Regions from separate parts of the Homo sapiens genome. Here region 2 is linked to region 1. Evidence: read pairs that join two places in POLR2A ChIA-PET (ENCODE). Cell type or tissue: GM12878. All regions are shown on one strand. Each heading gives the region's core, and the rest is flanking DNA. Links, peaks and the distances in the headings are about the cores only. Region 1 overlaps KPNB1 (karyopherin subunit beta 1). Region 2 holds the start of HOXB7 (homeobox B7).

Region 1 (8,000 bases), core at 1-8,000:
ACCTACATCACACTGATCACTTTTAGCTGCATGTTTGTCAATAGTCCCTCCAATTAGAGCTAGACTTAAAGAACAGCCAAGATAGCTTTAAGCTTACCTTGTCCACCTGGGCTTGGGAGGCCTGCTGAAGAGTATTCAATACAACCTCTAAGTATTTTTTAAACTCTCCTCCAATAGCAAGGGCAATATCACCAAACACTGACAGAATCTGCGGCTTCACAGACCTGTGGACGTTCTCATTCTGACAAGGAACAAAAGGAAAAGTGAATTAAGTCAAAACTTGTTTGGTCCAAAGATTCATGAAAATTTCATTTCTAACAAGCAACTATTGATTTTAAATATTTGGATGGTCCTTTATAGCTTACAAAACCTTTCCCATTTGCACCTCACACCAACTCTAAGAAGCTAGCCCAGGTATTGGTATTCCCACTTTACACATGAGGAGACTGACTTAAGAATCAAGTGACTTGTCTGAGAACACACATGTACAATAATTAATGATGGCTATCTCTGGAGAGAGGTATAATATACAAATGGTCCCCTGCTCATGATGGTTTGATGATTTCTCCACTTTACAATGTGTTTATTGGGACCTAACTCCATCATAAGTCAAGGAACAACTGTATTTACTTTTCCTTTGCATTTTACTGTTTTGTTTTAAAAATCTCTAATAGAGCACACATTCCTTTAACTTTACAATCTTTCTTCAGAGTCATCTGTGAAATGAACAACTCCCCTCTTTATAAGCCCAAAGCCAATGTTCTAGAAACTTACAGCTCCCTGTCACTGATTTTTTTTTTTTTTTTTTTTTTTTGAGACGGAGTTTGGCTCTTCTTGCCCAGGCTGGAGTGCAATGGCGTGATCTTGGCTCACTGCAACGTCCACCTCCCGGGTACAAGCGATTATCCTGCCTCAGCCTTCCGAGTAGCTGGGATTACAAGCGCCTGCCATCACGCCCGGCTAATTTTTTTTGTATCTACAGTACAGACGGGGTTTCACCATGTTGTCCAGGTTGGTCTCGAACTCCTGGCCTGCCTCGGCCTCCCAAAATGCTGGGATTACAGGCCACTGCGCCCAGCCTGGTCGATATTTAACTATCTTTCCAACTGTTGTTTTCTTCAAAGAAGACTGGTTAATTAGATTGTGTGTAGATACTCACCCCCAAATTTTCCAGAAGCAGCTGCATCACCTCGTCACAGAAAGGTATGATGTTGGATTGCAGGGCACGGCACAAGTCTCCCACTAAGCCCACAGCTGCCAAACAAACCTGCCAAGAATCAAGGAAATAATCTTCTAACAGAAAAGGCTGCCTGCTGGGGCAAGATATTATTTTTAACTAGCTGCTGAGCTTTTATCACTTGAACCTAGAGTTAAATCCCTCTGCCGAGATTAATTTTTCAACAACCAACATGGCAGGCAGGGAACAAAGACTATCCGAGAGAGATCACTGATAAAGTTAAAAAAAAAAAAAAAAAAAAAGCCTTGCTCTCCAGGGTGCTAATAGCTCAACTTTATAGCTGCTCCTGCATTAGTACTGTCTAAGCAAATAAACAGTCATCTTGTCCACCATTATCTGTTACATCTAATATCTTGTCCACCGTTATCTGGTACATCTAATATCCTGTTTTTCATGGACTACTTCCAGTTCAAACGTTCAGGCAATGAATAAAGTAGCTTGCCTTTTAGGACAATGTATCAGGAAAAACTACTTAAGCTATAAGAACCTGGTTTTGCGTGCACTACAGTGACTGTCAGATATAAATGGGAACATACTATTTTGAAAAGCACATCCTACCTGGTATTCAGCATAATTTTTTAATCCAATGCCCAGGAAGGGTTTAAAGGCCTCCATGTACTTGAGGAATTCACCACCCAACACTGTAATGAAATAAGCTATTAGCCAATGACAGCACCACGGGTTAACACAGAGGCAGGCAGAAATAACCCATCCTACCTCTCCCAAAATGTACTCGCTCCACTCAACAGGTTGGGTGAAATGTGCTTTAGTTACCGATTCCATCATGAAGACATTAAAGGCTTGCATAAGCCAAATTTATTACTGCTGGAAGGGCCCTAATTCATACGCCACAGAGACAATGCCCACTGTCCACAGAATAGGGCTTTACTCTGACTAATACAACCAAGTGGTATGACCCTCAAGGAATGTCAAGGTTAATTTTAAATGGGCTGAACCAGCAATACTGACTCTTGTCCACCTCCTCATCTGATAATAGCATGTCCTTTCTGCAAGCCAGCTTCAAAACAGGGTCCTTAGGCAATTCCATCAAGGGCTAAACAAGCCACAGCCAGGAAAAGCAGCACTGGGCTTCAGATCCAAATCAGCCACTCCAGGAGCCAAAATTAACTTCTTTGCCCTTTCAGAGGAGTGGTCACATGTTGACAGACCAGTTGGACATAGGCTGTTTATGCCAAAAATAGGTCTAGTCCTCAGGAGAGTGGTCCTCAGGTAAATGGCCTTAGCAATGTACTTACAGGCCACCCCTGAAAAGGCATATCAGATTCCTAAAGTGCTTCGTAATGCCCCTTCAAAGAGTCTTAAGTCAGATATGGCTTCCCCAAACCAATTTTGCAGTCAGACATGTAAAAATCAGAAAATCAATTCCTAGAACTCGCTCAATGTTTCATTTCATCCCATACCAGGCACCATGATGTGTCAATCTTAGTCCAAAGCACTACAAACCAAACCAGGTGATGACAAGTACCAGGAAAGAAAATAGAAACTTTTAGCAGGGCACAGTGGCTCATGCCTATAATCCCAGCTACTCAGAAGGCTGAGGCAGGAGAATTGCTTGAACCTGGGAGGTGGAGGCTGTGGTGAGCCAAGATGGTGCCACTGCACTCCATCCTGGGCAACAGAACAAGTCTCAAAAAAAAAACAAACAAAAAAAAAAAACAAAAAAAAAACAACACCTCTGCCAATCTCCGTTGCAAACTGGCTCCCCATTTAAATGGACTGACAAGGCAGTTATACAAATTTAAGTGGTGTGCACTTAAGTTCAATCTAACTTTGAAGTGACTCATGCCCCAGTAAAAGGACTATGCTTTCTATAGTCAAAAATTCTTTAATGCTCTGACAAGGAGGCCCAGGAGTTTGAGACCAGCCTGAGCAATATAGTGAGACCCTATCTTCACACACAAACAAAATTAAGCTGGGCCCAGTGGCTCACATCTATAATCCTAGCACTCTGGGAGGCTGAGGCAGGAGGATCACTTGACTCAGGAGTTCAAGACCAGTCTGGGCAACATGGCGAAACTCCATCTCTACCAAAAATATAAAAATTAGCTGGGCATGGTGGTGTGCATCTGTTAGTCCCAGCTACTGTGGGGGCACTGAAGTGGAAGGATCATGTGAGCCCACGATTTCAAGGCTGCAGTGCGCCAAGATCGTGCCACTGCACTCCAGCCTGGGTGACAATTATTTAAGGCCACTGAAATGCCTACATTCCAAAGACATTCCCTGACCAGACAGTATTTCTCACCGACCTTCCACCAGTGTGCTAACTGCCATCAGGGCATCCTCTTGTACTCCCCCAGACCCAGCTGTGCTTTGGAACATCCTTAACAGGGAGGCCATAACCACATCAGAGATCTGCAAAGCATCTTGATGTTGCACTTTCCGAAGAACATTCTGTGAAATGAGTAAGAGTTCAAGATCAGTTGATTCCAAATCTCCCAATCAGAACACTATACCTTTTCTTTTTAAAATCAATTAAGTCCCTTGATATTTTTTAATTTTGGGAATGCCAAATGTATTTTATACACAAAAACATTGACAGTACCAATCATCAGCAATACATTTTAACATTTCTCCTGTTTCTCAATTCAGAACAAACGTGAGCTGATCCTCCGTTGTGCAGAAGGTCATGTCCTCTCAATTTCATTTGTCTTACTGTCTGACAAATCCCTGCTGGTAGCCGCCATAGTCCAGTCTTACTGGAATGATAGTTAAATTACTTCAGCTTTAGAGAAGGCCCTATCACCTTAGAGCTCTTATTCATAAAACAAACAAAAAGCAACCCTTCCTATATCCTACCTATTTACAGATGACCTAGAAATAAACTTGATAAAATCAAACCAACCTGACTTCTCCCATCAAACATTCCTTCCTCACTCGTTTGTTTCAACTAATGTCACTGACATTAGGTCAAACAGCAAATGTTTCAAAAGATGACGGTACAAATTCAAGGCTTTATTTTTAGCCAAGTGAACTATAGCTGGGAACCAAATCTGACTGAGCTAGGCTTGAATAACCTAATGAAAAACCAAGAGTTTTTTGGTTTTCAAAATAAAAAAACCAAAACCATTCAAGCTGCCAACACAAATGAGCTATACATCTGGAAGGAACCATCACACATTAAGTAGTTTCCTTCTCTACACAGTGACATTAGTTGAAACAAACGAGTGAGGAAGAGAGGTCTGAGGAGTGTATGTTGAATTAGGAGAAGTCAAGTTGGTTTGATTTTATCAAGATTACATCTAGACCATCTGTAAATAAGTAGGATTTGAATCTTTCTAGACAGACAGGTAAGGCAGGTGGGGAATTCCTCTCCCAATCAACCAATCACAGACCAAAGCCTTCTGAGAACAGCTTCTGATCCGCATCATCTATACCATTTTCGAGTTCTGTGTGTACACGAACTTGTTATACTGAGATACTAATAATTCTCCAACCTGGAGTTATTAAGTCATAAGGCACCACCATACCTGAAGAGTTGCACAGAGTAAAGACTGAAGGTCATTGAACTGGATTCTATCGGATGTGCTCTGGATATGTGACTACAAAGAAAATAAGAAAACATACTCTACATGAAAACCTTCCACTTTTGCTGGGACCATTTAATAATCTTCCCTAATACTAACATAGGAAAGTAAACAACAGCAACAAAAAACCCATAATACATATAGTGTAACACATATATGAGTAAACCATGACAAACAATGCTAACGTTAAGGTGCAATGTTTTTTGTATAAGCTTTATTATCTTTCTGAGAAAATATATACTTAAACACTAAAAAGACAGAACAGTCTGGAAAACAGACCTAGGTGTCAAAAGTACTACCCAATTCCCACCCATAGTCAGGGGCACTCTTAGGTCTCACCTCCATCTGAAGAACCTGTTGCAGTCGTTCCATGATGACCAAAGTCGTTTTCTGGACAGCAGGATAACAATCCTTGGCACTGTTTTTCACAATTTCCATCAGAGATTCATATGCAGAACTCCTCAGGTTGTTCTGGTGTCCATCAGGTCTGTAAAGAACACAGCGAAAATCTTAAAGCCTCAAATGAAAAGGACAGGGAAGAACATAGACAATGTCTTGCCAAAAATAAGAACTCAGGAACCGGTATGTCTGCAGACCTGGTTTGAGTTTGAAAACACAATATCCAAGAATGAAATCTTCAAGTCCTTTGAGCCAATGGCTATGTTCATTATGGTCTCCAGACAGTTAAAATTTAGAATGGCCCTTTTGGAAATGGGCTAAAATTATAGAGGAAAAAATGGTTTGAAATGGTAAAAAATCATGTGAACAATTTAACAGGTTGTCTGAAGTGCTATGAAGAAAATACCCCAATTTTCCTGGCTAGACGTGATGGCTCATGCCTATAATCCCAGCAATTTAGGAGGCTGAGGCAGGCGGATCACTTGAGGTCAGTTTGAGACCAGCCTGGTCAACATGGTGAAACCCCACCTCTACTAAAAATATAAAAATTAGCCAGGTGTAGTGGCTTGTGCCTGTAATCCTAGCTACTCAGGAGGCTGAGGCACGAGAATTCCTTGAACCTGGGAGGTGGAGGTTGCAGTGGGCCGAGACCGCACTCCAGCCTGAGCAACAAGACCGAAACTCCGTCCCAGAAAAAAAAAAATACCCCAATTTTCTTCATTCATTTAAAAAAGATGTCTTCATATATAATCTCAAAGAGGCATGGACATGAACTAGTTAAATGGAAGATTTTTTTTTTGATGGGCACAGTGGCTCAGGCCTACAATCCCAGCACTTTGGGAGGCCAAGGTGGGCAGATCACCTGAGGTGTCAGGAGTTTGTGACCAGCCTGGCCAACATGGCGAAACCCCATCTCTACTAAAAATACAAAAATTAGCCAGGCATGTTGGTGGGCACCTTTAGTACCAGCTACTCGGGAGGCTGAAGTACGAGAATCACTTGAACCCAGGAGGTTGCAGTGAGCCAAGATTGCACAATTGCACTCTAGCCTGGGTGACAAGAGAAGACTGTCTCAAAAAAAAAAAAAAGGAAGATTTTGTGCTCAGCTCTCTTCCTGAAGGTTTACTTTGCTCATGACTTTAGGTATAGCTCATACAAAACATAAATTGTTAAAGGTTGTCTCCAACTTATAATCCCTTTAAACAACATTTCAAAAGCTTGTTTCTAAGTCAACTGTATTTACCCCAAGTTCTTCATCCTATATAAAAATATGGTAGTTGGCCGGGCATGGTGGCTCATGCCTGTAATCCTGGCACTTTGGGGGGCGAAGGCAGGTGGATCACGAGGGTCAGGAGATCGAGACCATCCTGTCCAACATGGTGAAACCCTGTCTCTACTAAAAATACAAAAATTAGCCAGGCATGGTGGCATGCACCTGTAGTCCCAGCTACCCAGGAGGCTGAGGCAGGAGAATCGCTTGAGGAGGTTGCAGTGAGCTGAGATTGCGCCACTGCACTCCAGCCTGGGCAACAGAGCAACACTCTGTCTCAAAATAAATTAATTAATTAATTAATAAAATAAAATAAAAATGGTAGTTATTGATTTGGTGTGGCAATCAAATTCATAATGAGTACTATCATTTCTCTTGTAACCAAATACTCCTGTTAACTGTCAATGCTGCAAAATGAAGGAACCTCTCTAGATCTATTACTCTCTACAAAGAAAGCAGAGAAATTACACTATATTCAGATTTCAGCTGTAAACTGAACAATTCTAAGGTAGGTGGAATCTGCATTTCTTTCTCCATCTTTAAACAAACCAATCAATCAATCATGGAATTCTTTTTTTTGAGACGAGTTCCACTCTTGTTGTCCAGGCTGGAGTGCAATGGCGCAGTCTCAGCTCACTGCAACCTCCATCTCCCAGGTTCAAGCAATTCCCCTGCCTCAGCCTCCCAAGTAGCTAGGACTACAGGCATGCGCCAGCACGCCCGGCTAATTTTTTGTATTTTTAGTAGAGACAGGGTTTCACCATGTTGGCCAGACTGCTTTCGAACTCCTGACCTCAGGTGATCCAGCCGCCTTGGCCTCCCAAAGTGCTGGGAATATAGGCGTGAGCCACCGCGCCCAGCGGGTTTCTTTTAATTCCTCTAGAGAAGGTAGAGTCTTGTCCTGTCTCATTATGCTTCTATGATTAAGCTAGATATCCTCCACACAGAAGGCAATAGAACTTGGATGCAAAGACGTCACTCATTTCTGTGAAATATCAGTTACCTGTCTGTAGTCTCTAGGAGCTTCTGAACTATGAGTTCAAATGAAGAAGATAAGCAGTAAGTAGCTGGTTCTTCCTGATCATCAGCAACGTCTGCAGCTTCATAAGCAGCTTCAGCCAGACTGGAGAAAGCCTGAAATGCACATAGGTTCAATGTTAATCCTGAAAGAACCCCACACCTTAGGATTATCTCATTTTTCATTAAGATACTTTGGGCCGTGTCAGTGAACTTCCAACTTTTTCTGCCAAGGTCATCTCAAGACAGCATTTTACAGGTATCTTTTAAACTAACTATTTATTTATTTGATTTGTACTTCCTGTTCATCCTGTCTGATAATCTGACAACTCTCTAAGCAGCAGAGTACTTTCACCAATACCTGCCATTTCTTCTGTTTCCAATCACAGAAATCCTGTCTGATAATCTGACATCTCTCATCATCCTGTTTGATAATCTGACAACTCTCTAAGCAGCAGAGTACTTTCAACCATACCTGCCATTTCATTTCTGTTTCCTTTCACAGAAAGACGTTTAGCCCCATTCCTTCCTT
Region 2 (9,039 bases), core at 1-8,000, 940 kb before region 1:
CCGCCGCCAGCGGCCTGGGCGAGGAGGCCGAGGGCTCCGAGCAGAGCCCGTCGCCCACACAGCTCTTCCCCTGGATGCGCCCGCAAGGTGAGCTCGCCTCGGGGCCGACAAGGGCAGGAGGGGGCCGGAAGGGCCCAAGGCCTGGCAGGCCGGGGCGCATTTCCTCCAGCTTCTGGAAGACTTGCCGGCTCCGTTCCGATCGCCTGCCGCTTTTCCCCTTTCTTTCTTATCTTTCTTTCTTCTTTCTTTTTTCTTTCCCTTGAAGGGGGTCGCTTAGAAACATTTCCTGAATCTATAAACCCCTCATCCTGCCTTACTTTTCTTCTTCTTCTCCTCCTTTTTTTCCCCTTTTACTGTTTTATGGGGGGTAGTGAAGAGAGGGTGGTGGGAGTGGGGGCGCTCAACTTTTGCACTTCTCAATTGCTTTATAGTTTAATTACCCTGAAGAAACTTTTCTTCTGGGGCAGAGGCTCTGGGGGCTTTTCAAGGTGGGTCCATTCGTCCCCACCCGGCTTTTTTATTCTTATTTTCCCCCCTCCTTCACATCCTTCCTCCTAAAGTTTATGGCACTTCTAATAGATCTGAACCACCTCCTACACAACTCTGGTGCTGGTTACCGGGGGAGGGGGCTCCCCTTTCTGGCTCCCTTAGATTCACTTGTGTCTAATCCCCCTCGCCCCTCCTCCTCCGCCGACCGCGGCCTTCTTGCGCCCCCCCCGCCCCCGCACGGGGTAGAAGGTCCCCTGCCCTTATTATAATGGTCTCCCAGGCTCGTTCACGAATCTTCCAACCTTCTCCGTCCCTGCCCCCTCCCCCACCCTCCCCTCCCCTCTGTCTCGCCCTTTCCCCCATTCCCAGCAGCCGCCGGACGCAGGCGAGGCCGACAGACCTACAGCCGCTACCAGACCCTGGAGCTGGAGAAGGAGTTCCTATTTAATCCCTATCTGACTCGTAAGCGGCGAATCGAGGTATCGCACGCCCTGGGACTGACAGAGAGACAGGTCAAAATCTGGTTCCAGAACCGGAGGATGAAGTGGAAAAAAGAGAACAACAAAGACAAGTTCCCCAGCAGCAAATGCGAGCAGGAGGAGCTGGAGAAACAGAAGCTGGAGCGGGCCCCAGAGGCGGCGGACGAGGGCGACGCGCAGAAGGGCGACAAGAAGTAGGCTTCAGCTGGGACTGCCAGGGCCGCGGCCGCCCGCACGTCCGCGGGTCCCGGCCGCGCCGCCGCCGCGCGCCCCTGCCCGAGAGAGCTCTGGCCCCGCTAGCGGGGCCAGGAGCCGGGCCTCCCACCGCAGCGTCCCCCGCCGCGCCAGTCCCCGCTAGTGGTAGTATCTCGTAATAGCTTCTGTGTGTGAGCTACCGTGGATCTCCTTCCCTTCTCTTGGGGGCCGGGGGGAAAGAAAAGGATTTAAGCAAAGGCTCCCTCGCCCTGTGAGGGCGAGCGGCAAAGGCCCGGCTGAGCCCCCCATGCCCCTCCCCTCCCCGTGTAAAAAGCCTCCTTGTGCAATTGTCTTTTTTTTCCTTTGAACGTGCTTCTTTGTAATGACCAAGGTACCGATTTCTGCTAAGTTCTCCCAACAACATGAAACTGCCTATTCACGCCGTAATTCTTTCTGTCTCCCTTCTCTCTCTCTCTCTCGCTCGCTCGCTCTCGCTCTCGCTCTCTCTCGCTGCGTCCTCATTTCCCCTCCCAATCCTCTCTCCCCTCTGCAACCCCCCAGCTCGCTGGCTTTCTCTCTGGCTTCTCTCTTTTCCTCCTCCACCCACCCCCTTTGGTTTGACAATTTTGTCTTAAGTGTTTCTCAAAAGAGGTTACTTTAGTTAGCATGCGCGCTGTGGGCAATTGTTACAAGTGTTCTTAGGTTTACTGTGAAGAGAATGTATTCTGTATCCGTGAATTGCTTTATGGGGGGGAGGGAGGGCTAATTATATATTTTGTTGTTCCTCTATACTTTGTTCTGTTGTCTGCGCCTGAAAAGGGCGGAAGAGTTACAATAAAGTTTACAAGCGAGAACCCGAGACTGGCCCGGCCAGCGCTCCTCATTTGCTCCCGGGTGCCTTGCAGAGCCGGTGGGGAGCCTGTCACCGGGCTCCTGCGCCTGCTGAGGCTAGGCTGCAGAGAGGAGGGGGCGGGGGCTGGAGGCAGGTGGTGCGAGTCCCTCGGCCCAGGGGCGCTGGGGGTGAGGGAGGCGGCTGAGCCTGATTGGAGGAGAGAAAAACGAGGGAGGGGAGCCAAGAGAAACCCCCTCCTCTCGCGTTCCGAGGCTGCCCGGCCAGGGAGGCCAGGGCGCCCAGGCCACGCTGGAGACCTGCGGCTGGGCTGGTGGCTGTGTCCCCCGCCACCTCCCTCTTTGTTTTGCTGTGTGTCCTCCCAAGATGTGTGTCGGGAGGTGGGGTGGGGGGCAGGCATAAAGGTGGAGTGCAGGCCTGCTGAGCATACTTTTTTTCCCTCGGACTGTTGTTGTTGGGGGAGCAGGAGGAGAAGGGAGACCGCTCTTCCCTGCCTCTCCCTCTCAGGGACTTGGCCACCTTCGCTCTGTTCTGAGGCCATGGCTCTCTGCCTTCCTTCCTTCGCTGCCTCTGCTTCTCTGGTAGTCACGCTCCACTGAGGCATCCGCCTCCGGGAACCGGGAGAGCAGCGCGCCCGGGCCAACCTCCACCCTTCCTTTCTCTCCCCACCCTCCCAACCCCCTTTTTCTTTTACTTTCAAACCTTTTTTTTTCTTTTTCTTTCTTTCTTTCTTTTTTTTTTTGCCACCAGAAACGGCAGCGTCCAAGGCCCGTGGGCTGGATCCTGTGCCCTAGGAGCACCTAGGAAGACTTGCTCCATCTCCGCCCGCATATCTGGGGCACCAAGAGAGACAGAGTCGTGAGCCAGGCTCGCCTCATTCCTCGTCTTGGGAGAACCGGACCAACTTCCCCAAAAGGCCTTGCCGTGCAGAATTGGCCTGGTTTAATAAAGAACAGACCTGCCCCAAGCACCCACCCACCCAGTTGCGTGCATTCAATCCCTGCGTTTGTCTCTCGCTCGGTAACGGGCTGAAGAGGATGGGTGGAGGGTGACACGGATCGCCCCGAGGTTATTTATTTTCCCTTCCACTCAATCTCTTCCTCCCCAAATCTCGCCTGCAAGCGGCCTCCAGCCCGCGGGAGTCGGCAGCGGCCCTTGAGCCCCCAGCCCCAATCCACAGGGCTCGGCTTTCCCATTCATTATTGATCATATTTTATAAATCCAACGCCACACAATTTTTTCCACATTACCGGGAGCCGTGGGGAGACGGCCCGGCCATTGGCGGAGGGGACGTCACGTGGGCGGGGTCACGTGGTCCGGAGAGGAAAAAGGGGGTCCTTTTTGGTGTAAATCTGGACTCTAATTCTGTAATATATCAAGGAATCTCGTAAAACCGACACTAAAACGTCCCTGCCTACAAATCATCCGGCCAAATTATGAGTTCATTGTATTATGCGAATACTTTATTTTCTAAATATCCAGCCTCAAGTTCGGTTTTCGCTACCGGAGCCTTCCCAGAACAAACTTCTTGTGCGTTTGCTTCCAACCCCCAGCGCCCGGGCTATGGAGCGGGTTCGGGCGCTTCCTTCGCCGCCTCGATGCAGGGCTTGTACCCCGGCGGGGGGGGCATGGCGGGCCAGAGCGCGGCCGGCGTCTACGCGGCCGGCTATGGGCTCGAGCCGAGTTCCTTCAACATGCACTGCGCGCCCTTTGAGCAGAACCTCTCCGGGGTGTGTCCCGGCGACTCCGCCAAGGCGGCGGGCGCCAAGGAGCAGAGGGACTCGGACTTGGCGGCCGAGAGTAACTTCCGGATCTACCCCTGGATGCGAAGCTCAGGTAACGCCGCGCACCGAGCTGTCCTGAGCCCCAGGGGCCGGGGCACATTACCCTGAAGGCGCCTCCTTCCCGGCTGGGCGCCCCTTTCCGCGTCCAGAGTGCTCCCAGCCGGAGGTCGGCCCTGGAAGGCTGCACCCACTGGGCCGCGACCCAGCAGGCCATCCCCGCCCCCATATTTGCTCGGTGCTCTCAGGCTCGCTCTGCTTCCCGGCGGATCTCTCTTCGCCGGCACCACGGCGCTGCGAGCCCCCAGCCCGCCCCCACCCTTCCTCTCGGCCTTTTAGCTTTAAATATTTATCAGCAGCGCCGGCACGGGCTGGAGACGAGGCCGTTTGTCTTGCGGAGGAAGGCCGGTGTTTGCAGAGAATAGCCATTAGGGTCTCCCCCTTCTCCCCCCTTCCCAGCTAAGGATCTCAGCCCTGGGTGTGTCCCCCTGCCCCACTCGGATAAGGTATGGGGGAGGGGGCCATAGCGCTAAGCAATTCTCCCCTCCCCCTTCCTCTCCAGCCAACCCCGCTCCCCCATTATTCCCATCAGGACAATTAGAGGTGGGCTCTAGAGGCCTGGCGGGAGGAGAAAAGGACCCAGCCAGGGACACAGAGCTAGAGAGGCAGGTGGAGGGAGGGGGCTGAGGCCAAAGGAGATGATCCTCCTGATCCCAGTGAACCTGGGTGGGGGAGTGGAACAGGAGAACTAGAAAGGGGCAGAGGCTTCATGGGAGTGCAGCTGGCTTCCTGAGGTGCTCTTCCTAGGGCTCCTAGGAACCCCTAAAGAACTGGCCAAGTTTGGAGGTGTCATTCCAGATAAGTGACCCTTTTCTTGGGGGAGGGGCTAGGACTCTCTGGAGCCAATTCAAAAATTAGAGAGTGCAGTTCACCTAGCCAGCTGCTGCAGAACCCCAAGAGGCTGAGGTTCCATGGGGTCCCTGCCGAGTCTGACCCAGACATCCTTTTCTGCACTGTTCCAAAGCAGACGAACTTAGGGGCTAGCCCCAAAGTCCAGAAGACCCAAGACTCATGGTCAGAGGCACCCAACCCAGCAATGGTCAGGGGCCAGAAGCAGCCCAGCTCTCATACCATCAGTATTAGTGGTTATAGGTCCCATTACCTGCTCCATAGTTTAACTGCCTTTCCAGTTGATTTATCAAAGCCCCATTTTTTCTGCTCATCAGCATTTCAGCTTGGCTTTTATCTGACTTGAAACTAGGGCCCCTAGCCCCTCCTCCCTTGTCTCCTTCCCAGGAGGGCTGACATCAGCACCTCTTTAAAGTCTCCTCAGGTTCTGGTCCTAATGCAGAAGTTCCCCTCTACCCTTCAGTCCCCACCACCCAGATACTCCATGTTCCATCCTATCCCAGGCTGCTGTCTCTCCTTTTCCCCTGTGCATTCCTGGAGGCCCAAGGATTGCTTTAGAGAGCTGGGCTGTCTAGGCAAGCAGGCAAGCAGGACAGCCTGGCCCTGGCTGAAGCTTAGCCACTCACTGGAAAAGAATCATCAGAGGGTCACTGCTGTCAGACCAACTCTTTGCTCCAAGGAAATCTGCAAATTCTTACCTTCTCATTCCACAACATGCTGGGGATGAGTTGGGGGGACTGGGCCTTTGAGGCCCCTTTGTCTCCTTTTCTTCTTGGGAAACGTTCTTAAGCTAGGCCTGGCGCCCCACTCCAGGGTCACTTGCATGGTTTCTCTTGGTCTCTACTGGAAAGACCATCAGATCAGCATTCAGAAAAGGGGGTTTAGGGTCCTTGACCCCAGAGAGTGAAAGGAGGATTAACCTCCCCTCATCCCACTTGCACCCCTTAGGTGCAGAGCCTTTAAGAGCCAGCAGATTACTTTCCTGGGTTCAGAAGCTCCAGGCTAAAAAAGACTTCTTGGATGAAAAATGGGAATGTTTGCTTTGAGAAGCCTGTAGAAAGTTCAGCAATTAGGGGAGTTTGCAGCTGGAGTAAGGGCTGGGGTATGAAAAGCCAGAATTTGGTTTAGTGGGAAAATGGGCTTCTTTGCCCATCGCCCATTGACTTCAAATCACATACACGGTATAAGAGGGAGGTGGCCACTCTCTTGGCGTTTCCTTTTTTTTTTTTTTTTTTTTTTTTGAGACGGAGTCTCACTTTGTCGCCCAGACTGGAGTGCAGTGGCGCAATCTCGGCTCACTGCAAGCTCTGCCTCCCGGGTTCACGCCATTCTTCTGCCTCAGCCTCCTGAGTAGTTGGGACTACAGGCGCCCGCCACCACGCCCAGCTAATTTTTTTGTATTTTTAGTAGAGACGGGGTTTCACTGTGTTAGCCAGGTTGGTCTCGATCTCCTGACCTCGTGATCCGCCCGCCTCGGTCTCCCAAAGTGCTGGGATTACAGGTTTGAGCCCACCGCGCCCGGCCGGCGTTTTCTTTACTCACTGATTTTCCTCTGAATACTGTGTGCAGGAACTGACCGCAAACGAGGCCGCCAGACCTACACCCGCTACCAGACCCTGGAGCTGGAGAAAGAATTTCACTACAATCGCTACCTGACGCGGCGGCGGCGCATCGAGATCGCGCACACGCTCTGCCTCACGGAAAGACAGATCAAGATTTGGTTTCAGAACCGGCGCATGAAGTGGAAAAAGGAGAACAAGACCGCGGGCCCGGGGACCACCGGCCAAGACAGGGCTGAAGCAGAGGAGGAAGAGGAAGAGTGAGGGATGGAGAAAGGGCAGAGGAAGAGACATGAGAAAGGGAGAGGAAGAGAAGCCCAGCTCTGGGAACTGAATCAGGAAACTCAAATCGAATAGGGAAGTAAAAAAACAAAACAAAAAACAAAAAAAACAAAAAAAAAACCCTATTTAAATGAAAGGAGTTTAAAAACATTTTTTAAGGAGGGAGAAAGGAGAAATTTTGGTTTTTCAACACTGAAAAAATACTACCTATAGGAAAGTCTGTCAGGTTTGGTTTTTTTGTACAATATGAAAAGGATATTATCTACCTGTTCTGTAGCTTTCTGGAATTTACCTCCCCTTTTCTATGTTGCTATTGTAAGGTCTTTGTAAAATCTTGCAGTTTTGTAAGCCCTCTTTAATGCTGTCTTTGTGGACTGTGGGTCTGGACTAACCCTGTGGTTGCCTGCCCTCCTGAGCCTCCGCCTTCCCAGCAGCGGCACCAAGGGGCCTTAGGGAGCCCCAAAACCTACCACTCGCGTGTTCCCCAAGCGCCTGGCTGCTGCTTCTTGCTTCCCGTCCCCCAGCCCCATGCTCCCTTTTACATTCTGTGTGTATCTAAAGGATGGAAAAATAAAACGCAATTAAAAATAAACAGATGCCCTATTTTCTGTGTCTTCCTAAAGCTGGGAAGGGGTTCAGGGTTAGAGATGAGTGGGCATCCCAGAGCTCCTTGGCTCTGACTTCTGATGCAGCTTCATTTCTGTGCTGAGTTTGTTCTTTTTCTTGGTGCCTCCTGCTCTGGGGGGCTGCCAAGTAGTGAACCCCGATATTGCACTCATGCATTCCCTTTACACCCTTTTACACCCATTGACATACATGATGCACACAGTCACATGTGTTTACAGGCTGACATCAAACATACACACTGTCACAGTCACAAAGAGACACTCATACCCATATGTTAACAAACATACAGGCATTCACGTAATACCAGCTTCACGCCCAGAACATAGGCATTCATGTTCACACACGCTCACAAGTAAACACACATTCACACTCACAGACACATTGATACCAACGTACATTCACACATTGGCTTATAAACACAGATTCACATTTGCCCCCAAGTAAACGCACTCAGAAGCCCACATGCTTAGTCACACAAGCTCACAAAACAACAAAACAAAAACCTCACAGTTTCACAAACCCGCGTCCTCATTCAGGCCTGGAAACCAAGCTGCGGGATCTGGATCTGGGCTGCAGCCCAGGCACAAAGACGGAGCTGAAATCCAAGCTGCTAGGCCCCACATGAAGGAAGAGCGGAAGGAAAGGGAAAATGAACACCCAAATTCACTCTGGCTTCTTGGGTGGCGTTGCGTAGAGGCCAGGCCTGGGAGTAGAGGCCTCTTAGTCGGCGCAGAGCAGCCTCCAACTAGGGCGCTCACGGCTTCCTGCTCGCACGGCAAACATTTTCGCCAAGAGCTATTCCTATATTTTATTTCGATTTATTTTACTTTCTTTGTCTTAATTTATCTCGTTCTAAATTGATACAGACGACCCAAATAAAACTTTAAAATAGGGGGTGGGGAAGGGAATGAGTCCGGGAGCAAGATCCTAAGAGGTGCGAGTTTACCAGGCCGGTGTGGCCGCATCCCGGCCGCTCTCGGAGCCTGACCACGCCACGCCCGGGGCTTCCTCCGAGCCTCTCTTCCCGCTCTCTGCGCCGCCGCCGGCAGCCTGGAACCTTCTCCGCTGCACAGAGAGAGAGGGGGGAAAATGTTGGGGGAGGTTATTTCGTTTCCAGAATTCGGGCATTGGTAGGTCAACTTGAAATACGGGGTTATTTCAGGGGACCTGAAAAACCTGGGCTGAATTTTTATTTTATTTTTTGCTTCCAAACATCCGCTGATTGCAGGACCAAAACTTGGAGGATGGTGTCTATGCGGCTAGACCCGCTGAATTGATTTTTAGCATTTATTCGATTATAAACTCTGGATTGTTTAAATTTAAACAGACTTTGGATAGAAAGAGGGAAGAGGGTTGGTTTTAGGATAATCTGTTGAATTTGAATTTGTATGTAAAATGCTTTTAAACCTGCAGTTTCCCCCATTAATGACCACGTAACGCCCTGGAGAGCGCATGGAGCTGTCATAGGAAACCTGGACTTGCCTGCATTTGGGCGGGAGAAGCCAGGATCCGGCTTTACCCTCCCCCAGTTTCTGGGTTCCGGAGGCGAGAATCAGGTTGTCAGACTATCTGCCTTGGCCCCCATCCAGGCCACTTTTCCTCCTGGGGCAAAAACTAAGCCCTAGGGAATCTAAGGCCCCCACGCCTGCAATGCTGCAAGCCTCACAGGTGGGGGTCCTGCTGTCTACAGGGCTAGGAATGAGGGGGCCAGTTCAGAGGGGGAGAGGGGACACTGAAGCTTTCATTTTGCCCTTATGCAGGTGGCAACTCTAGACACCGTTTCCTGCTCCTGCCTCACCCCAAAATTGTCTCAGAACAGTCCCTATGCAGAGGATTTGGGGTAGACCTTTACTAGAAGAGGGAGCAGA

The links. Peaks named below come from ENCODE experiments on the same cell type or tissue, not always from the same donor. Only the 100,000 strongest peaks of a DNase experiment are listed, where the experiment ranks them.
Region 2: POLR2A ChIA-PET joins it to region 1 with 12 read pairs; 2 of 35 experiments call an interaction of 5 or more read pairs at or near these places.

The regions. Positions count from the first base shown.
Region 1 is chr17:47,670,287-47,678,286 of GRCh38, reverse strand. KPNB1 (karyopherin subunit beta 1) reads right to left here. Exons shown (of 22, transcript NM_002265.6): 12 at 7,455-7,585; 13 at 5,122-5,269; 14 at 4,726-4,797; 15 at 3,505-3,649; 16 at 1,796-1,878; 17 at 1,160-1,267; 18 at 98-241. Among named protein-coding and RNA genes, the nearest start is that of TBKBP1, 20 kb to the left of the region's middle. In GM12878, for the core only: no CTCF peak of the experiment used is centred there; no DNase peak of the experiment used is centred there.
Region 2 is chr17:48,605,329-48,614,367 of GRCh38, reverse strand. HOXB7 (homeobox B7) reads left to right here and starts at 3,351. Exons shown (of 2, transcript NM_004502.4): 1 at 3,351-3,849; 2 at 6,273-7,136. The coding sequence starts at 3,450. The coding sequence ends at 6,526. It overlaps HOXB8 (homeobox B8), which reads left to right. Exons shown (of 2, transcript NM_024016.4): 1 at 1-87; 2 at 859-2,022. The coding sequence ends at 1,166. HOXB-AS3 (HOXB cluster antisense RNA 3) reads right to left here. Exons shown (of 3, transcript NR_033201.2): 3 at 7,954-8,236. RefSeq lists a silencer at 2,175-2,224 and enhancers at 2,018-2,838, 2,839-3,658, 3,659-4,479, 6,304-6,849. In GM12878, for the core only: a CTCF peak has its summit at 1,324; a DNase peak (open chromatin) is centred at 3,331; H3K4me3 peaks cover 3,513 bases; H3K27ac peaks cover 893 bases; H3K27me3 peaks cover 274 bases.